Regions from separate parts of the Mus musculus genome. Here region 2 is linked to region 1. Evidence: chromatin loops called from intact Hi-C (ENCODE). Cell type or tissue: heart. All regions are shown on one strand. Links, peaks and the distances in the headings refer to the core of each region. The heading gives the core; the rest is flanking DNA.

The links. A loop is a pair of places that touch in the nucleus more often than their neighbours do. Peaks named below come from ENCODE experiments on the same cell type or tissue, not always from the same donor. Only the 100,000 strongest peaks of a DNase experiment are listed, where the experiment ranks them.
Region 2: it touches region 1 in a loop (2.5-fold over the local background); 2 of 42 quality-filtered maps call a loop at or near these places.

Annotation. Positions count from the first base shown.
Region 1 is chr3:88,548,676-88,557,368 of GRCm38, forward strand. It overlaps Lamtor2 (late endosomal/lysosomal adaptor, MAPK and MTOR activator 2), which reads right to left and starts at 4,276. Exons shown (of 4, transcript NM_031248.4): 1 at 4,121-4,276; 2 at 3,680-3,842; 3 at 2,021-2,110; 4 at 1,144-1,329. The coding sequence starts at 4,188. The coding sequence ends at 1,273. Ubqln4 (ubiquilin 4) reads left to right here and starts at 5,041. Exons shown (of 11, transcript NM_033526.2): 1 at 5,041-5,237; 2 at 6,663-6,814; 3 at 7,115-7,317; 4 at 7,982-8,244. The coding sequence starts at 5,130. In heart, for the core only: CTCF peaks have their summits at 4,961 and 5,178; DNase peaks (open chromatin) are centred at 4,366, 5,056, 6,756 and 7,286; H3K4me3 peaks cover 3,796 bases; H3K27ac peaks cover 2,712 bases.
Region 2 is chr3:89,172,713-89,181,405 of GRCm38, forward strand. It overlaps Gm45927 (predicted gene, 45927), which reads left to right. Exons shown (of 19, transcript NM_001310017.1): 6 at 665-831; 7 at 1,485-1,579; 8 at 2,233-2,362; 9 at 2,446-2,528; 10 at 2,680-2,759; 11 at 2,933-3,023; 12 at 5,278-5,355; 13 at 6,383-6,511; 14 at 6,605-6,725; 15 at 7,540-7,668; 16 at 8,017-8,176; 17 at 8,463-8,564. The coding sequence starts at 678. Clk2 (CDC-like kinase 2) reads left to right here. Exons shown (of 13, transcript NM_007712.4): 7 at 665-831; 8 at 1,485-1,579; 9 at 2,233-2,362; 10 at 2,446-2,528; 11 at 2,680-2,759; 12 at 2,933-3,023; 13 at 3,682-4,375. The coding sequence ends at 3,867. Scamp3 (secretory carrier membrane protein 3) reads left to right here and starts at 4,679. Exons shown (of 9, transcript NM_011886.3): 1 at 4,679-4,945; 2 at 5,278-5,355; 3 at 6,383-6,511; 4 at 6,605-6,725; 5 at 7,540-7,668; 6 at 8,017-8,176; 7 at 8,463-8,564. The coding sequence starts at 4,880. Gm16069 (a long non-coding RNA gene) reads right to left here. Exons shown (of 3, transcript XR_003954659.1): 3 at 8,138-8,201. In heart, for the core only: no CTCF peak of the experiment used is centred there; a DNase peak (open chromatin) is centred at 4,749; H3K4me3 peaks cover 3,131 bases; H3K27ac peaks cover 1,779 bases.

The sequences.
Region 1 (8,693 bases), core at 470-8,469:
TGTACCAGCACGCAGCATCCGGCCCCTCCTTAACAGCCCCAGGCCAGGGAGGGGCAGCATTTCTCACACAGGTGGAGCTGGGACGCCACCTGCCCAGATGGGTCCCTTCCTAACATACAATAAACAGATTTACTACCTTCGTGGACGGATCTCAGAGACAAGGGCAGAAAGAGCTGGATGCGGTGAATATGGGTGCAGGATCTGAGATGAAGACCTTGAGGCCTTCTGGGGGTCAATCTTCTGACTGCCATGCTTGTATGTGGGACACACCTATCCACGCGTCATGTACGCAAACAGTAAATAAGTAAAGGCAATGCAGAGGAGTCTGCTGTGCTCACACACGATTTTTTTTTTTTTAAATTAAAACAAATGCTGCAGAGAGGATCATGAAAAGGTAGGGAAAGGAGCAGGAGCACTCCTTAAATTAGAAAGGGTGACCTCTATTTTCTGTGTCCAGCAAGAACAGGCATTTGCTCCTTTAGATCAGTCCCAGGTGCTGCAAAACGGGCGGGTGAGATTCTGCTCTGAGGGTTGAGTGAGCTCAGCAGCTAAGGGCACCGCTGCTCTTGCAGAAGACCCTGGTTAGGTTCTCAGCATAGCTCTCTCACAGCCACCTGCTAACTCTGGTTTCAGGGATATCTGATGCCCTTTACAGGCACAAGTGCAGACACACAAACAGTCAAAACACTCATGTACATAAAATAACCTAAACAATTTTTTCACACGGGTGTAGTGGCACATACCTTTAATCCCAGCACTTGGGAGGCAGAGGCAGACGGATTTCTGAGTTGGAGGCCAGCCTGGTCTACAAAGTGAATTCCAGGACAGCCAGGGTTATACAGAGAAATCCTGTCTCACAAAAACCAAAAAACAAATTGTTTAAAGAAAAGCAATTCTGGGAGGATGGGAAGGGAGCTTTTTGCAATGTAAATAGAATAAACATATAAATTAATGGAAAAAAAAAGCAATTAGGAGTATGATGAGACACAGCACTGGAGAAGCCAAGGGCACTGGGCAGCCCTGCCAAGAACCACTGAGAGATTTGGTGATGGGGAATGAGAGAGCCCACCTTTGCAGGAGAGGGGAATCCTCCCGAGGAAACCACTCCACACTTTCCTCCCAAGAAAGCAGGTGAGACACAGGTAAGAGTTGAAAATTTATTCAGAAAAAAGCAACCCCCCCTTCCTGTACCTCGCCCGATATGGCGTTTCTAGGGCCCCGCCCCTCCCTCCAGATCATCATCCCTTTTCTACTCCAGCCTCCATCACGCTGTTATGATGCTGCTACTTGGGTGAGGGGTTCCTCCAGGTACTGCACCAGGGCCTGGGCCTGCAAGGAGGCAGGAGCACAGTCAGTCCATGCATCGCTTATGCTTAGACGGATCCCTGAACCACGCTGGCTCCCCACGCCACACTTAGCAGCCAACTCCCCCCCCAGCCCACCCCCACTGCTCTTTAGCCCATCCTAGACATGGAGTGAGGAGCTATGAGAACTCCAGAGAGGGGAGGGACATGTAAGGAACACAGTGAACAGGAACTAAGGCTGGATCAGTGCTGGGATGATGATATTGCGCCCTATGTAAAGATCATCTTTGTATTATTATTCAAATGCCGATTTCTGTGCCAGCAGAGTTTAATGCAGACTGGACTTTGGTTCATTTGGTTTCATTTGGCTACATATTTTGTAAACACTCTCGCTCACCTTTTGATCAGCTTATTAAAAAGCAAAGGCAGGAAGTAGGAGGTGGGACTTCCAGGAAGAGATAGGAATTCTGGGAGAGGAGTTGCCAGCTGGACAAAGATGAGGAAGCAGGTACCAGGACATGACTAAGATGGACAGGTAATGGGTCATGGACATAGGCCAAGCCAATATGGTTGGGTTAGAATAGTTGAGAATCTGCCCAGCTATAGTGCCCAAAGCTCATAATAAACCTAATTAAAGTCTCCATGTCCTTTATTCAGAGCAAGGGCATGCATAGATGTTACAGCCCAGAAAGTTTATAACAGAGGAATATACTCACCTTAGCCTTGAGCATTCCGAAGCCTACGGTCTCCTTGGCATACATACATAGCAGAAGGTTGGCCACCCTCGTAATGGCTACACGGCCCTCCTGGTGGGAAGGACATGATACTTTGGGGCATTCTGCTTGACATCCTTAGTTCCTGCCTTCCCCAGGGTTCCTCTGGTCCTAGTGACATTGTCTCCCAAGCTTAGCAGAGCAGGAAGTTCAGCTAGGAGCTCTGCCCAGCATTTAAGACATGGGGGTCTGAAACTGGATTCCAGCCTCAGCTGAGCCATGTGCTAACCAAGCTATCCTGGGAAACCAAGTCTTCCAGAACTTGGGGTTCTCTTCTCTAATGCCGAGAACTGTCTCAGCAGGTCAGGACCAGGAACCCAACTCGTATGCTGCTCTGGCAGTAGGCTTGAGTTCGAATCCCAACACCAACACTGTGCTCACAATCATCTATAACAGCAGTTCAGGGGCTCCAATGCCTTCTTTCAGCCTCCTTGGGGGCATCATGCATGCACATGGGGCACATATATACCACCTGGGCAAAGCAACTCATACATACAGAATAAAACAAACCTTAAAAAGGTAAAAACAACTCCCCCCCACACACACACAACCCAACTTATGTCTCTTCTTTTCCTATGGTGTAACTTTTCAAAATGGGGATCAATTAGGGTGGGTCAACATTTGAAAATAACAATAAAAATGTCATGGCACATCTATGTGAGAGAAGTGATGTTTCACAGAACTTGCTCCAGTGTGTATACTAGCCTCTGACTCAAAAATAAAAACTGTGTTTCTTGGAATGGGTTCTAGAATCCCAAACACTCTAGGCAACTGCTCTACCACTGAGCTCCACATCTGTCCCTTAAAAAGCATTTCTTAGAGCTTAGCTAGGCTGCAGTGACACCAGCCCTGGACTCAGTACCCAGTGTGAATGAGAGTGGGTGTAAAGAATGGGCTGCCAGCATGACAGTGAAGAGCTTCCCAAGGGGCCTTCCCCACTGCAAACACCTTTTTCAGTTCTGCACACTGCCACTCTTCAGAGGACTTTAGCCCTTTCTCCCGACAACCTTTTCCCATTCTGTGATGCTCCATCTTTACTGATCTTTGTCCAAGCCTCACTCCGCCCTCGGCCCTTTGCAATTGCTGTTGTCAGAAATACTTGCAAAGTCTGCTCGGTGGTGGTGTACACCTTTAGTCCCAGGACTTGGGAGGCAGAAGCTAGCAGATTTCAGAGTTCAGCCTGATTCTATAGAGTGAGTTCCAGGACAGCCAGGACTACACAGAGAAGCCCTGTCTCGAAAAACAAAAAAAGAAAAAGAAAGAAAGAAAACAAATACTCGAAGAGAGCCTGCCTCAGTCTCTCGTGTACTGAACTAGAGGCATAAGCCACCATAGCAAGCACTGTTAGAAATATTTCCCCAAATGATTGCTGTATGGCTTAATTCTCTTCCCCTTTCCTATCGTCCTTCGGATCTTTTAACAAATGTCTCCTTTTCACTGAGATGGACCCTCACATAGGCCAGCACCGTACTCTCACTTCCTTTTTTAATATCTATGTTTTATTTGGCAAGGTGCGATGGTGCACACCTGCAATCTCAGGGTTGAGGTGGCAGAAGCAGGATAATCATTGCAAGTTCGAAGTCAGCCTACTTTACTCCATACCATGCAGTCCATCAGGATAAATTTGAGACTGTCTTCATTAAACGCTTGGTTCCCGTTCCTATCATACGCGGCCCAGATGTTACTGGCGATGGCCGCAGTGACCCGGGCATCTGTGTCCCCATAACCGGAGTAGGCCAGCAGCGATCCCTCATTATTCAGCAGCCTGGCAAGAATGGGAAGGATATCAACAAACTCAGGAAGAGTGAAAGGTCTGAGTTCCTATCCCAATTCCAGCTACTGGCGCTTTTAGGAAGCAAGAATCCAGGAACACGCTAATCAACTGTCCATTTCCCTTTCCGAGGAAGCCCTCAAGCAGGGTTTCCGAAGCTGCAGCTTGCAACATTAGCCACCTCCCGGCGTAGGGCTCTTCCCTACCCCTACTGCAGACAGCCGCGCGCCGCCCCATTCCAGCGCTCGCTGCTTGGGTTCTTGTTCACTCACAGGGTGCTCTGGACTCCTCCAGTGTTGGCTTGGCTTAGCACCTGCGTCAAAGCCTTGGGACGCAGCATGCCTGCGTCTCTTAACCCTGACCTGCACCAACACACCCCTACAGTCGCAGCCTCTTGCTCTCCCTCAGTCGCTTCCGGTGGCCCAGGAGCCCAGCTACGAGGCGCCTGGGAGTTGTAGTCACCGGGCCCATCTACTGAGGCTCTGGCCCAATTCCCGCCCCGCGCGAGGGCCTCTGGGAATCGTAGTTTCATGTGATCGCTCAAGGAATTCTGGGAACCATAGTTCAGCGTTCCAGTGGGACCATGTGGTTGTGGAGTTGGGGGGGGGGAGAGCGGGAGCGCAAGGACAGTGGCAACGGTGGAAATACTTTTAACATCTTCCACGCGAAGGACGCCTTCGTGCCTACTGGTCAATCGCAATCTAATAATAAATCTATCTGTTAGGCACATCCTTGACCATTTTTTAAAGCAATATTGTACGCTAGTCACAATTCTGTGGGGTCTTGCTCTTTTACTCCCAAGGCTCAGAGAAGCCACGTAGGCAAACTCCAGGTCTCTGAAACCGTCCTTAATGGCTCCCTCGGGGCGGTTCCCCGGAGGCCACGACTGCTCGAATCCGCAGAGGTCTTAAGGACGTCCTGAACCAGGAACGAACCCAGGCCTCTCAAGAAAACCAAGTGACCCCAGGGAACGGAGATAAGACGGCGACAACGAAAGTCCTTTGTCCGAACAGGAGGGAGCCGCAGGCGGCCCTGAATCTCCCGCCCTCCGCGCTGTCCGGCCCGGGCCAGCTGCGCACCCTGCTCGGGCCTGGGCCGCCCCAGCTGCAGTGCTCCCCCAGGCCGCCCGGGGCGCTGTGGCTGCGGCTGTCCGGAGTGGGCGGCGGAGCCTTGGGGAGGGGCGGGAGGGGGAGTTGGAGGCCCCGGAGTCGGGCCGGGCCGGGCGGGCCGGGAGGAGGAGGAGGAGGAGCCGGACGGGCTGGCGGGCGGCCGGGCGGCGGCATGGCGGAGCCGAGTGGGGCTGAGACGAGGCCCCAGATTCGGGTCACCGTCAAGACCCCCAAGGACAAGGAGGAGATCGTGATCTGCGATCAAGCCTCGGTCAAGGAGGTAGTATCTGGCTGGGAGGAGACAGGAGGGCGGGAGCAGCGCACCGAGGGGGTCAGAGCAGAGAGGGAGACCTCGGGGTCGGCCTGGCGCCGGGGACGGGCCCCCGGCCGGGGCGGAATCCAGGGGCATACAGGCGGGAGAAGCGGGTAGGGGGCGCCCTGCCAGGGCTAGTCCGGGGAGCGTGGCGCGGGTAGGGGCCGGTTTGGCCGCGCTACCCGGGCTGGGGGCGTGGTGGGGGAGCTTGAGGAAGGGACACCTTGCTTGCGGGCTCCATTTGGAGCCTAGGCTTGAGGAGAGTGTGCTCCAGGGTCACTGGTAGAGGTTCCAGGCGCTAAGGCACCGTGCGGCCCGAGCGAGCTGCGGCTATGCTCTCCCGGGAGTGTCGCGTGGTGGTGGTGCCCTCTCTCTCTCTCTCTCCCTCTCTCTCTCTCTCCACAGAGCCTCCTTGTCGCAAATCGAAACGGTTGTGTAGTTCAGTTTTCTGCTCTACAGGATTTGCTGAGCGCAGTAGGTGCTCAACAAAATAATATAGAATGAGTGAGGGAGTATTGCCTGTGTTCCCCACTGCTTGAAGCTGCTCCAGAATTGCACATAGGCGGGGCTTAGAATAGGCCATCTGGTTGGAAGAGAGGGATCTTTTGCTTAGCAAGTGCACTGTTTATAGTTAGAATATGTGTTGTGTTGTGTTGTGTTTTGGAGGAGCTGATAGAATCTAGAAAATTTAACTCGCCCCAGTGTAGCCGTTGGTACCACTGCTGCTCTCTCATTAGAGAATTTTAAGTCCCCTGGGAAAAGCTGAATTATAAAACAGCTCTTATTGAGAATGTGTCTGATGAAGACATTGATGTCCAGACCTGAGTTCCTATATCCCCGGATACATTACCTCTTCTCTGATCCTTATCTTTAAATTCCCAGCCCTGGGGAGGTAGAAGCAGGTGGATCTATCTGAGTTCGAGGTCTACATAGAAAGTTCCAGGACAGCAAGAGCTACATGCAGAGACCCTGTCTCTTAATTAATTAATTAATTAATTAAATTTAATTAATTTAATTAAGTAGAGATGGTAACTAACACACTAGATTCCTCAATAGATCTCAATAATACTCTAGATTATCTGTTATAGTGATGAGGAAGCTGGGACTGAAAAGCAGAGAGAAGGCTGAAGAGAGACAGCCTGAGCCCAAGGCTAGTTGAAGGATTTAGGATGGGGAGGGCTGCCCATGCCTCTGTGAGGTATCACTTTCAGAGAATTGGGTGGTGGGACAGAAGCTGCTGTTGTGGATAGCAGCAGGGGCTTTCCAGGGTTGGGATACTGTGTCATGGAACTAATTGAATGGATTCTTGTAGCTAGAGGGGCAGAACTGAGGGTCAAGTCTTGCAGCGGGGCGCAGTTGGCCTCTGCAGTGATCTCTGCCTCTTGACCACAGTTCAAGGAGGAGATCTCCCGGAGGTTTAAGGCTCAGCAGGATCAGCTGGTCCTGATCTTCGCAGGCAAGATCCTCAAGGATGGGGACACCCTGAGCCAGCACGGCATCAAGGATGGGCTCACAGTCCACCTAGTCATCAAAACCCCTCAGAAGTAAGTACAGACAGGAGCTGCCCTTGCTCCTGATTGTGACCTCACCTCCCATTCTTTCTCACCTGTTCAGCAGCCAGGCCTGGCACAGATGGATAAGGTCTTACCTCTGGGGGAGCCTGTCAGTACTCCCAGGTTGCCTTAGAGACTGTTGATAACTGATACCATCCCTCTCCCCAGCATCCTGCTAGCCTGGGGTAAGGGTGGAACAAGGCTGCTTAGGAGGTGGCTTGAGCTGTCAGTCCAAGGCCACCTTGTCACTTGTGCACACTCCAGCCAGGTTTCCCTACTCTTTGTCCTCAGGGCTCAAGATCCAGTGACTGCTGCTGCTTCTCCTCCATCCACTCCTGACTCTGCCTCTGCACCCTCCACCACGCCTGCCTCACCTGCCGCCGCCCCTGTCCAGCCCTGCAGCTCTGGCAATACAACTTCAGATGCTGGCAGTGGAGGGGGGCCCTCTCCAGTGGCTGCAGAGGGGCCCTCAAGTGCTACTGCATCGATCCTCTGTAAGCCTTTAGCGGGGGAGAGCATAATTTTGTATTGGCCAGGGGAGTGGGGTGCACAAAGATAAAGAAGAAGAATGGTCCCTGATCCCTAGTCCTAGTCCCATGACCGTAGTCACTCTTCCAGATGTTGGAACTTAAGCCAAGCTGGGGTGGGGAATGAATGATCGGTTTATGATGGTTTTTTTTTTTTTTTTTAAAGATTTATTTATTTATTATATGTAAGTACACTGTAGCTGTCTTCAGACACTCCAGAAGAGGGAGTCAGATCTCCTTACAGATGGTTGTGAGCCACCATGTGGTTGCTGGGATTTGAACTCTGGACCTTTGGAAGAGCAGTCGGGTGCTCGTACCCACTGAGCCATCTCACCAGCCCTTATGATGGTTTCCATGATTTCAGAGATGGACTCAAGTTCAGGAACAAAAGGAAAGATGGCGTTGGGGGAGGGGAGTCCTGGGTAAAGAGGGGAATGGAGAAAGGTGGGTCTACTTCTGTTCAATGCTATGCTTAGCTTGCCCCCTGCCTTTATAGAGGTCTCTTTCCTGGAGTTGTGGGAGTGACTGAAGAGGGAGGGACATGTCAGAAGCAATTAGGGTCTATCTTGGAAAGTCTGCTGGATCTTGGAAGGGTCTGAGAGGGAGACTCTGACCCTGCTCCTTCCCACAGCTGGCTTCGGAGGCATCCTGGGACTGGGCAGCCTGGGCCTGGGCTCCGCCAACTTTATGGAGCTGCAGCAACAGATGCAGAGACAGCTCATGTCCAATCCTGAGATGCTGTCGCAGATCATGGAGAACCCCTTGGTCCAGGATATGATGTCAAACCCTGATCTGATGCGCCACATGATCATGGCTAATCCCCAGATGCAGCAGCTGATGGAGAGGAACCCCGAGATCAGCCACATGCTCAACAACCCAGAGCTCATGAGGCAGGTGGGTCTGGGAGAAGACTGGGGAGGGCGGACGCTGGTGTTGGCTGTTCTGAACTTCCGGTTTGCTCCTTCTTCTTGTTCATTGAGTTGAGCTGGTGTGCTTTGAACACTTGATATGGTTATGAACAGACATGGGTCAGGAACTCCTTGACCCTAAGCCAAGTGGGACAGATGTGCAGGCAGTGCTGGACATAATGATGCCTTAGGAACATAGTAAGGGCTCCAACCCTGCTCTGGGGCTTATAGAAGGTCTCCTACAAGTGTCACTAAGCTAAGACCCAAAGGAAGACTGTATATGAACCAAGGAAAGAAAAAAATAATGTTCGAGGCCAAGAACCCTCAGTAGGAAGGTCCAGACAGTGTTTGGGAACACAGCAGCTGAACATGCCTGGTGGAGGACACCAGTGGAAATCATAGTCTTGTCTTGTCTTGTCTTTTCTTGTCTTTTCT
Region 2 (8,693 bases), core at 420-8,419, 620 kb after region 1:
GGCTCTAGACTCCTGTGTGCTCTGACTGCAGAAGTACTCCTCCTACCCTGCTTGACAGATAGATTTTGTTTTCCTTATTTTGAGGGCTGAGATTTGAAATGGCCTCTCACATGACAGGAAAGTGCTGTATTCCTGAATTACAGCCCCTGTTACAGTAAGTTTTGAACTATTCAGAATAGTACAAGAAGAATAGTACAAGAATGTGTTTGGGAGAATTTGTCAGGTAGCGCTTTTTGGTCCTTCTCTAGATGACCTGAATTTTGTTGATGATTTTAATTGTTTTTGTTTGTTTGTTTGTTTGGTTGTTTGTTTGTTTTTTTTTAAGTGACAGGGTATCATGTAGCCCAGGCAAACATCTTCAAACTTACTATGTAGTCGAGGATAATCTTGAATTTATGATTCTCCTGCCTCCAACTCCCAAATGCTGAGATTACAGATTCATGCCATCATAATTGTTATATGGAATGCTGCAGATTGAACTTGGGCCTTCTGCATGCTAAGTAGGCACTCTGCCAACTTACCTACATTCCTAGTCCTTATCAGAGACATTAGCTAGCATGTTTTTGTACGACTGTAGAATCAACAACCATACAGACTTTCATTTTGGTGGGGTGCTGGGTTTTGGGAACTTATTAGACATCCAACTTCCCCTGTCTCTCCCCAGCCTCTGTGTCCAGATGTTTGACTGGTTTGACTACCATGGCCACATGTGTATCTCCTTTGAGCTTCTGGGCCTTAGCACCTTCGATTTCCTCAAAGACAACAACTACCTGCCCTACCCCATCCACCAAGTGCGCCACATGGCCTTCCAGCTCTGCCAGGCCGTCAAGTGTGAGTGGGGTGGGCTGAGGCGAACTCTGGGGCAGCCCTTTCCTCCATCAGGCCTCTTGTGTGTACTTGTGAGCTAGGCATGCCCCTACGCAGTCAGCTCACTCTCACACCTGCTGCTGTCATGGCAGCTCCTCCTCCGACTTACCACCTTGACTGACATCTTTAATATCACCAGTTGCTCTTACTGCAAACCCATAGCACTTAGTGTCTTTTCCTCATCCTTTTTTGGAAAAGTACTGTACAACAAGCACAGAGGTGTTCTTGCTAGAGTCTTAGGTTTGTCTAATGAGGTGCTCTTTATACAGCAGATGCAAGAACCCTGGGTCATTGAGCTGAGGTACTAGCTTCAGAATCTAGAGTAGTTGTTTCTCTGCATCATTAGGCAGTCACATAGATCAACCGTAAGACCAAAAAAAAACTCCCACTTAGGTACACTGCTGCTTTTCTATCAGATGAACTATATGTGCATTTTATATTACTAAGGGCAGTGCTTAGGCCAGCCATTTTATTTGATTGGAGTGCAGAAAGTAGCCCCAGTGTAGTCTGGGCCTGCCTCCTCACCAGCTTTGTCTTTAGTATTCAGTACGGGGTCAGTTGCTGGCAGTTAGTTCTAGCCACCTGGATCAAGCCTGATCTAGCCTTCTCCCCTGCAGTCCTCCATGATAACAAGTTGACACATACGGACCTCAAACCTGAAAATATTCTGTTTGTGAATTCAGACTACGAACTCACCTACAACCTAGAGAAGGTAAGATGGACAGGATCTGCCCTCTGTCCAGAGGGGCAGACCTCTGGACCACTTGGCTTTTGGTTCTTGTGTTTCCCTTTTACTATTTCCTCCTGTCTGGCTCCAGCTGGGTAGAAGCAGTGTACCACAATGATAAGTCAAAAGGGAACCATTTAAGAAGACTGAAATTGAAAGACAGTTTGGAAAGTGTCCACCCTCCCTTTCTGAGATGTGCATTTCTGTGTGGCAGGAAAACTGATTGCTTGACTGCTGGAGGTATCAGCACTAAAGGTCTTCTTCACCCTTTGCTACACAGGACATATTTTCAGATAGCACACCAGACACTTGCCTCTAGTGGTCTGGTACTTTGAGACTTCCACATTATTCCATACCATTTCTTAGTCTTATTCCTTTCCTGCTCTTAAAACGCTACTGTGAGAGCTAGGTGTGGTGGCATATGCCTGTATCCCAGCACTTGGGAGGCTCTGAGGTAGGATTGCTGCAGGTTCAAAGCCTGCCTGGGATACATAAGGAGATCCTGCTTTAAACAACAAAATACTAGGAGCCTAGTTTTTCTGGGTATAAGGGAACAGGCTACCCTTTCCAGACTCTGAAGTAGCTTAGTGTCTGAGCCCCAGTGTGATGGAGAGTCATCCCATCTGCTTTGTTCCTAGAAGCGAGATGAGCGCAGTGTAAAGAGCACAGCCGTGCGGGTGGTGGACTTCGGCAGTGCCACCTTTGACCACGAACACCATAGCACCATTGTCTCCACTCGCCATTACCGAGCCCCCGAGGTCATCCTGGGTAAGGGAGCTCAGGGCTGCCCAGGGTGTGGGATGTGGGGGGGCATATCCTAGGCATCTTAGTCCTCTTCCTCCTCACTACAGAGTTGGGCTGGTCACAGCCATGCGATGTATGGAGCATAGGCTGCATCATCTTTGAGTACTACGTTGGCTTCACCCTCTTCCAGGTAAATGGTGGATAATCCCAGGCTGCTGGGTTTCTTGGTCTGCAGAGGACATTCCTGCTCAGTCCTCTGTCTATATGGCATATTGTCTATATGGCAACTAGTCTCCAGCGCTCCTTGCTGTGTCCTATGCTCTGCTCTCTTTGTTTCTCAGACCCATGACAACAGAGAGCATCTAGCCATGATGGAAAGGATCCTGGGTCCTGTCCCTTCTCGGATGATCAGAAAGACAAGGTGACTCTCACGCGGGAGGCACTAGAGCGTCTCTCCTCGTGGAATTTGTCTGTTAGGCATCATTTTCTTGTTTTCATTGACATCTCCCTAGCCCCCACTTACTTGGGTAAACAAGGGAAAGGGTTTTATAGAAATGGAGCCTTCTGATGCACAAACCTCCCCTTCCCCTCCAGAAAACAGAAATATTTTTATCGGGGTCGCCTGGATTGGGATGAGAACACCTCAGCCGGGCGCTACGTTCGTGAGAACTGCAAACCTCTGCGGGTGAGCCTGGCCAGGGAGAAGTACTGTCCACCATCTAAAGGTTGCTTCTTTCTTCGGGTGGTTGGTCCCTGGAGTGCATTTTCTAAGTGGAGGTTAGGGCAGGAGGGGGAGGAACATTGAAAGAAGATAATTTGGTCAACGGTGGACAGAGGAGATCGAGGGTTCACAGATAACCTCATCTATAGACAACCAGAGGAAAGCAGACAGAAAAGAATAAACTACCTTTGAAAAGCTTACACTTTACACTTTAATGTGGAGCTAAGGAAGAGTCATGAGGTTGACAAGTATATACAAGTAAAACAGAATATTAAGGATTAATTGTGCTAGTGGGAAGGTAGGTTGAGCTGTAATATCAGAAATATTATGACCACATAATGTTGTGATAAGGTAGCTTTCAAATTCCATGCAAGCCGAACTTTGGTTCTTTTTCTAAAGAGCAAAAGTGGGGCTTTAGAGGAAGCAGGGAGTCGTAGGTGACACAGGCCTGCAATCCCAGCACTCGAGAGGCTCTTGTGAGGCCGAGGCAGGTGTTCCAAGTCAGCTGCAGTGCGTAGCTCCAGAACAGCCTCGACTGCACAGTGAGACCCTGTCTTGAAAAGGAAAGAAAGAGAATGAAGTTTGTAAGGCATTGCCTTACCTTCTTCCTGCCCTCCACCAGCGGTATCTGACCTCAGAGGCAGAGGACCACCACCAGCTCTTCGATCTGATTGAAAATATGCTAGAGTATGAGCCTGCTAAGCGGCTGACCTTAGGTGAAGCCCTTCAGCATCCTTTCTTCGCCTGCCTTCGGACTGAGCCACCCAACACCAAGTTGTGGGACTCCAGTCGGGATATCAGTCGGTGACAATTAGGCTTTGGGCCCCCTGCTCCTTGTGTAGCAGTGGGTGTCCAATCCAGGACACTGGTGCTTTTTTATACAAAAGAACAGAGGCAGAACTTGCCCTCTCTCCAGCCCCTGGCTCCTTTGTACCTGTGAATATGTGGAATAGTGTAAATATGACAGAACTTGTACCTATCGATTCAACCCCTGACATGTATATACTACTATTTACACTCTCCCAACCTCATCTGCCCCTCATGTGGAGGTGGATGGGGGGCAGAATGACGTAACCAGGTGGTGTCTACCCCATGTTTTATAAGGGATTTTGTACAGTCTTTGTGAAATAAAATGACATGCTTCATCTGACCCCCCCCAATCCCTGGAATTTGAGGTTCGAGGGTACTGGGGTGAAGGAGTGAAATAATTGGTAGCCATCTGAATTTGGGTATAAAGGCCTCTTTGTCCTGCCAACTTAGAGTCACTTATATGCACTTTGTATTCTGAGGTAGTAAAAATTAAAGTAGATGCAATCAGGTAGAACTTGTGTGATCTAGAGTAGTGAATGTCAGGAAATAGCTTTGGCCCTGTAAATAAATGGATAGTGACAGTAGCCTTGAAGTTATGCCCTTCAATAGATCCAGAAACCCGTGAAGAAAACTGAGCTTCCCGCCACTAACCTGTGCGCAAAGATACCTTCTGAGCTGCTTAACATGAAGCTACCTGGGATATGTAGTTCATGCCTGCTAGGAAGTCACGTGGAGGAAGTGTGACTCTGGGCTGCGGAGACTGGCTTAGGGATATCACGTGCGGTACTTCCCGCTTTTGGGTTTTTTTTTCCTCCCCCCCCCCCAACTGAGGCGCAGGCGCAGTCCACTGCTGCTGCGGGAATCTTCGCGACTCTTCCGGTTGTTTCAACCAATTGGAGCACAGGGAAGCGAGTGGACCAAGCACACCGGAGGGAGTTCTTTGGGCCGCCACCGCCGTACTGCCGGGGCAGGGGCGTGTAGGGCAGGGGCGGCCGGGTTCACTTGCAAACATGGCTCAGAGCAGAGACACCGGGAATCCATTCCCCGACTCCGGCGAGCTTGACAATCCCTTTCAGGTGATTTGCGCCGGCCTTCTTTGGCCAGTCTGCATACTGTTCTGTGGGGTCGGAATGCTATTCCCATTTGTGACTTTTGACCCAGGGTAGAAGTGTCGCTATGTGAAGGTGGCGGTAGCTCGAGACCAGTGAACATGGGGAGCTAAAGGGTTGCGGGCTCTGCCCCTTTAATGAGCGGGTTCTAGCTATGTAGAGTGATAGACTTGAAGGCAAATGTTGGGAACAACGGCGTGGCACCAAAGGCTCAGTACTTGGAACCACGAGCAGTTTCGGGAAGTTCCTAGGAATTCCTTTGACACCGATTGCCCGCTGAGCCCCGTCTCTGCTCTCAGGACCCAGCTGTGATCCAGCACCGACCCAGCCAGCAGTATGCCACGCTGGACGTCTACAACCCCTTTGAGAACCGAGAGGTGAGCAATTAGAGGGAGCACAGAAGAGCAGGGAAAGCCGAGTGTACCATGAGCTCTGTCTGAGCATCCTGGGGACTTTGTTAATGCAACCAAATGATGAAGTGGTGTGCTTTTAGCTTCCCGAGAGACGTTAGCCAAGCCAAACCTAATCTCGGACAAAAGGGTCATCTAGTTTTGAGTTAAAGAAGTCGGTCCAGGGAAGACTTGTTTGAAGAGCATCAAGGTTGGGGCTAGTCATAGTTGAGAAACCCGTGCGATCAGAGGGCATATGAGGAGGGCAGTAAAAGAAAGTAAGGGTGTGGGGGAGCTGTGGGGATGTAGCTCAGTTGGTCGAGTGTTGCCTACCAAGTGCACTACCCTAGCCCTCAGCACTACATGAACCCAGTATGGTGGCCCGAGTATATAATCCTAGCATTTGAGAGGTAGAGGCAGGTGTATAAGAAGTCACCCTTAGCTAGTAACAAGTTGGAGACCATGATGGCATGTGAGACCCTGCCTCAAAAAACAAAGAGTCAGATGGATTAATGGGTAAAGGCTCAGTTTGCAGCCTAGACTAAAACCTGACTTCAGCCAGTCCCCCAAGAAGGTGATGAAGGCGAGAACAAACTCCTATAAGTTGTCATGTGACCTCCATGTGCATACCATGAGAGAGTGTACACACACACATGAACTCACACACAATAGGTAAATGTAATTTTAAAAATTAGAAAAGTTAGATGTGGATAATTGCTGATGGCATTGGATGTAAGAGGCTGCACAGGACTGCTGCAGCTCTGATGGAGTTGCCCAACTTACATAAGTAGCTTAGGAACGTGGCACAGAGCTGTCAATCCCAGTGCTTAGCCTGAGGCAGGAGGATTGTAAGATTGAGATCAACCCACGTGCCTGTCTTCTCAAAAACAAAACCAAAAAACCCAACGAGGTTCCCAACTTGTAGGGATATGCTGCTGACTTGGGTAATGCTTGCACACAGACTAGATGACTGAGTTACAGGGACTAGGTGATGTCTAAGGCTTGTCTCCAGCAGCCCCCACCAGCCTACGAGCCTCCTGCTCCAGCCCCAGCACCTCTACCGCCACCCTCAGCTCCCTCTGTACAGTCCTCAAGAAAGCTCAGCCCCACAGAGCCCAGGAACTACGGCTCCTACAGCACCCAGGTAAAGAGTGTGTGTGGGTGGTGGGAGAAGAGTCAGGGCTGGGCCTCAAGGTCACGCCTGCCTCTCTCATGCCGCCTCTCATATGCTGGGTAGGCCTCAGCTGCAGCGGCCACTGCTGAGCTGCTGAAGAAGCAGGAGGAACTCAACCGCAAGGCAGAGGAGTTGGACCGCCGGGAGCGAGAACTGCAGCATGTCGCCCTGGGTGGTGCAGGCAGTAAGTGAGGCCTGGTTAGGGTGACAGATTAGAAGGAGCATGGGGTCCTCAGTCACACTGTTAAATTCGAGTTTAGTTATAGTTGACACTTCTTAGCCATGGGCTCACAACAGAATGGGTTGTTTTTAAAAGGCTCCTTTATAATATTTTTATTTTATGCGTATGAGTGTTTTGCCTGCACGTATATCAGCACAGCATATGTATGTCGTGTCCATGGAGACCAGAAGAGGGCCACAGATGCCCTGGGGCTGCAGTTACAGGCTGCTGTAAGCCCACATGTGGGTCCTGGGAACCAGCTCTGGGCCTCTGCAAGAGCAGCAAATGTTTCTGATCACTGAGCCTTCTCTGTAGCCCTTTGGGCGGTAGACACCCTTGGGGTGTCTCAGCCCCAACCCACTGATACGCACTCCAACCATTGAGACTTTAGAGTGAACACTTCAGGTTCCTATTTTCTAGAATGTTCTTCTCAATTTACAAAGTGAGGAATTGTGAGGGCTGAATAAAATCAACCTGGGCAAGGTTCTTGGGAGCCTCAGATGTTTCGAGTAGTAACTCTTTGCTTACTGTTGCTTCTTTGTTGTTCTTTGTTTTGTCTTCAAAGAGTCTTGTGTAGACCAGGCTGGGCTGGGCCTCTCTGACCTCCTGCCTCAGCCTCCACAGTGTGGGACTGCAGGCATGCATCCCATGCCTGCTGCTGTCCACTATTTGCCTCTTTTTACCTGGGATTGAGAAGACAGGAGTGGAGGAAGAGGTGAGTGTGGCTCTGATTGACTTGCATTGATATTTGATGTTTTCCTGGTTTTGTGCCTTACAGCTCGACAGAACAACTGGCCTCCCCTACCGTCTTTTTGCCCTGTAAAGCCTTGCTTTTTCCAAGACATCTCTATGGAGATACCCCAAGAATTTCAGAAGACGGTGTCCACCATGTACTACCTCTGGATGTGTAAGTGTAGGAAAACTTTTTGGGAGACAGACATTACAGATTAATCTATTAAATGCCCCACAACACAACTCTGAGAGCAAGACACTTATTAGCATCTATTCAAGAATCTGTAGACTATTCTTTCTTATTTTATGTATGTTCTTAGCCTGCCCCTTCCCTCTGTCACCATGCATAAATGCATTCTGAATTCTTTCAAGGTTTTTGCAAGGAGCCCATGCCTCATCTGTGGGGTTGATCTTCTTTCTCTGCTGCCACATTTGATGAGGGCCATTGGGCAGGTATATGTGACAGGCTTCGCTGTAGTCCAGAGGGTCCCTTCACTATGCCCTGTTCCTCTCTGCCCCTCAGGCAGCACTCTGGCTCTTCTCCTGAACTTCTTCGCCTGCCTGGCCAGGTTCTGTGTGGACACCGGCAGTGGCTCAGGCTTTGGGCTGTCTATGCTCTGGCTGCTCCTTTTCACTCCCTGCTCCTTTGTCTGCTGGTACCGCCCGATGTATAAGGCTTTCCGGTAAGTGAAAGGGGTGATGGAAGGGCTGCAATGAGATACAATGAGAGGTGATGGGAGGAAGGGCTGCAGTGAGAGGTGATGGGAGGAAGGGCTGCAGTGAGATGCAGTGAGGTGATGAGAGAAGGGCTACAGTGAGATGCAGTGAGAGGTGATGGGAGGAAGGGCTGCAGTGAGATGCAGTGAGGTGATGAGAGAAGGGCTACAGTGAGATGCAGTGAGAGGTGATGGGAGCTGCTCTGAACCTCATTTTCTAATTCTCCCACACTTGCTTTTTTTCTCTTTGCAGGAGTGATAGTTCATTCAATTTCTTCGTTTTTTTCTTCATTTTCTTCGTCCAGGATGTGTTCTTTGTCCTCCAGGCCATTGGCATCCCAGGGTGGGGCTTCAGGTGTGTGAGCTACCATTCGTCCTCAGCCCTTCCTCACACATTGGGCAACTCAGTTTAATGGGGTTGTCCAACTAAGGGTCATGTGGGTCTTTTCCTTGGGAAAGACTAATGTAACTGAAGTCAGGGCAC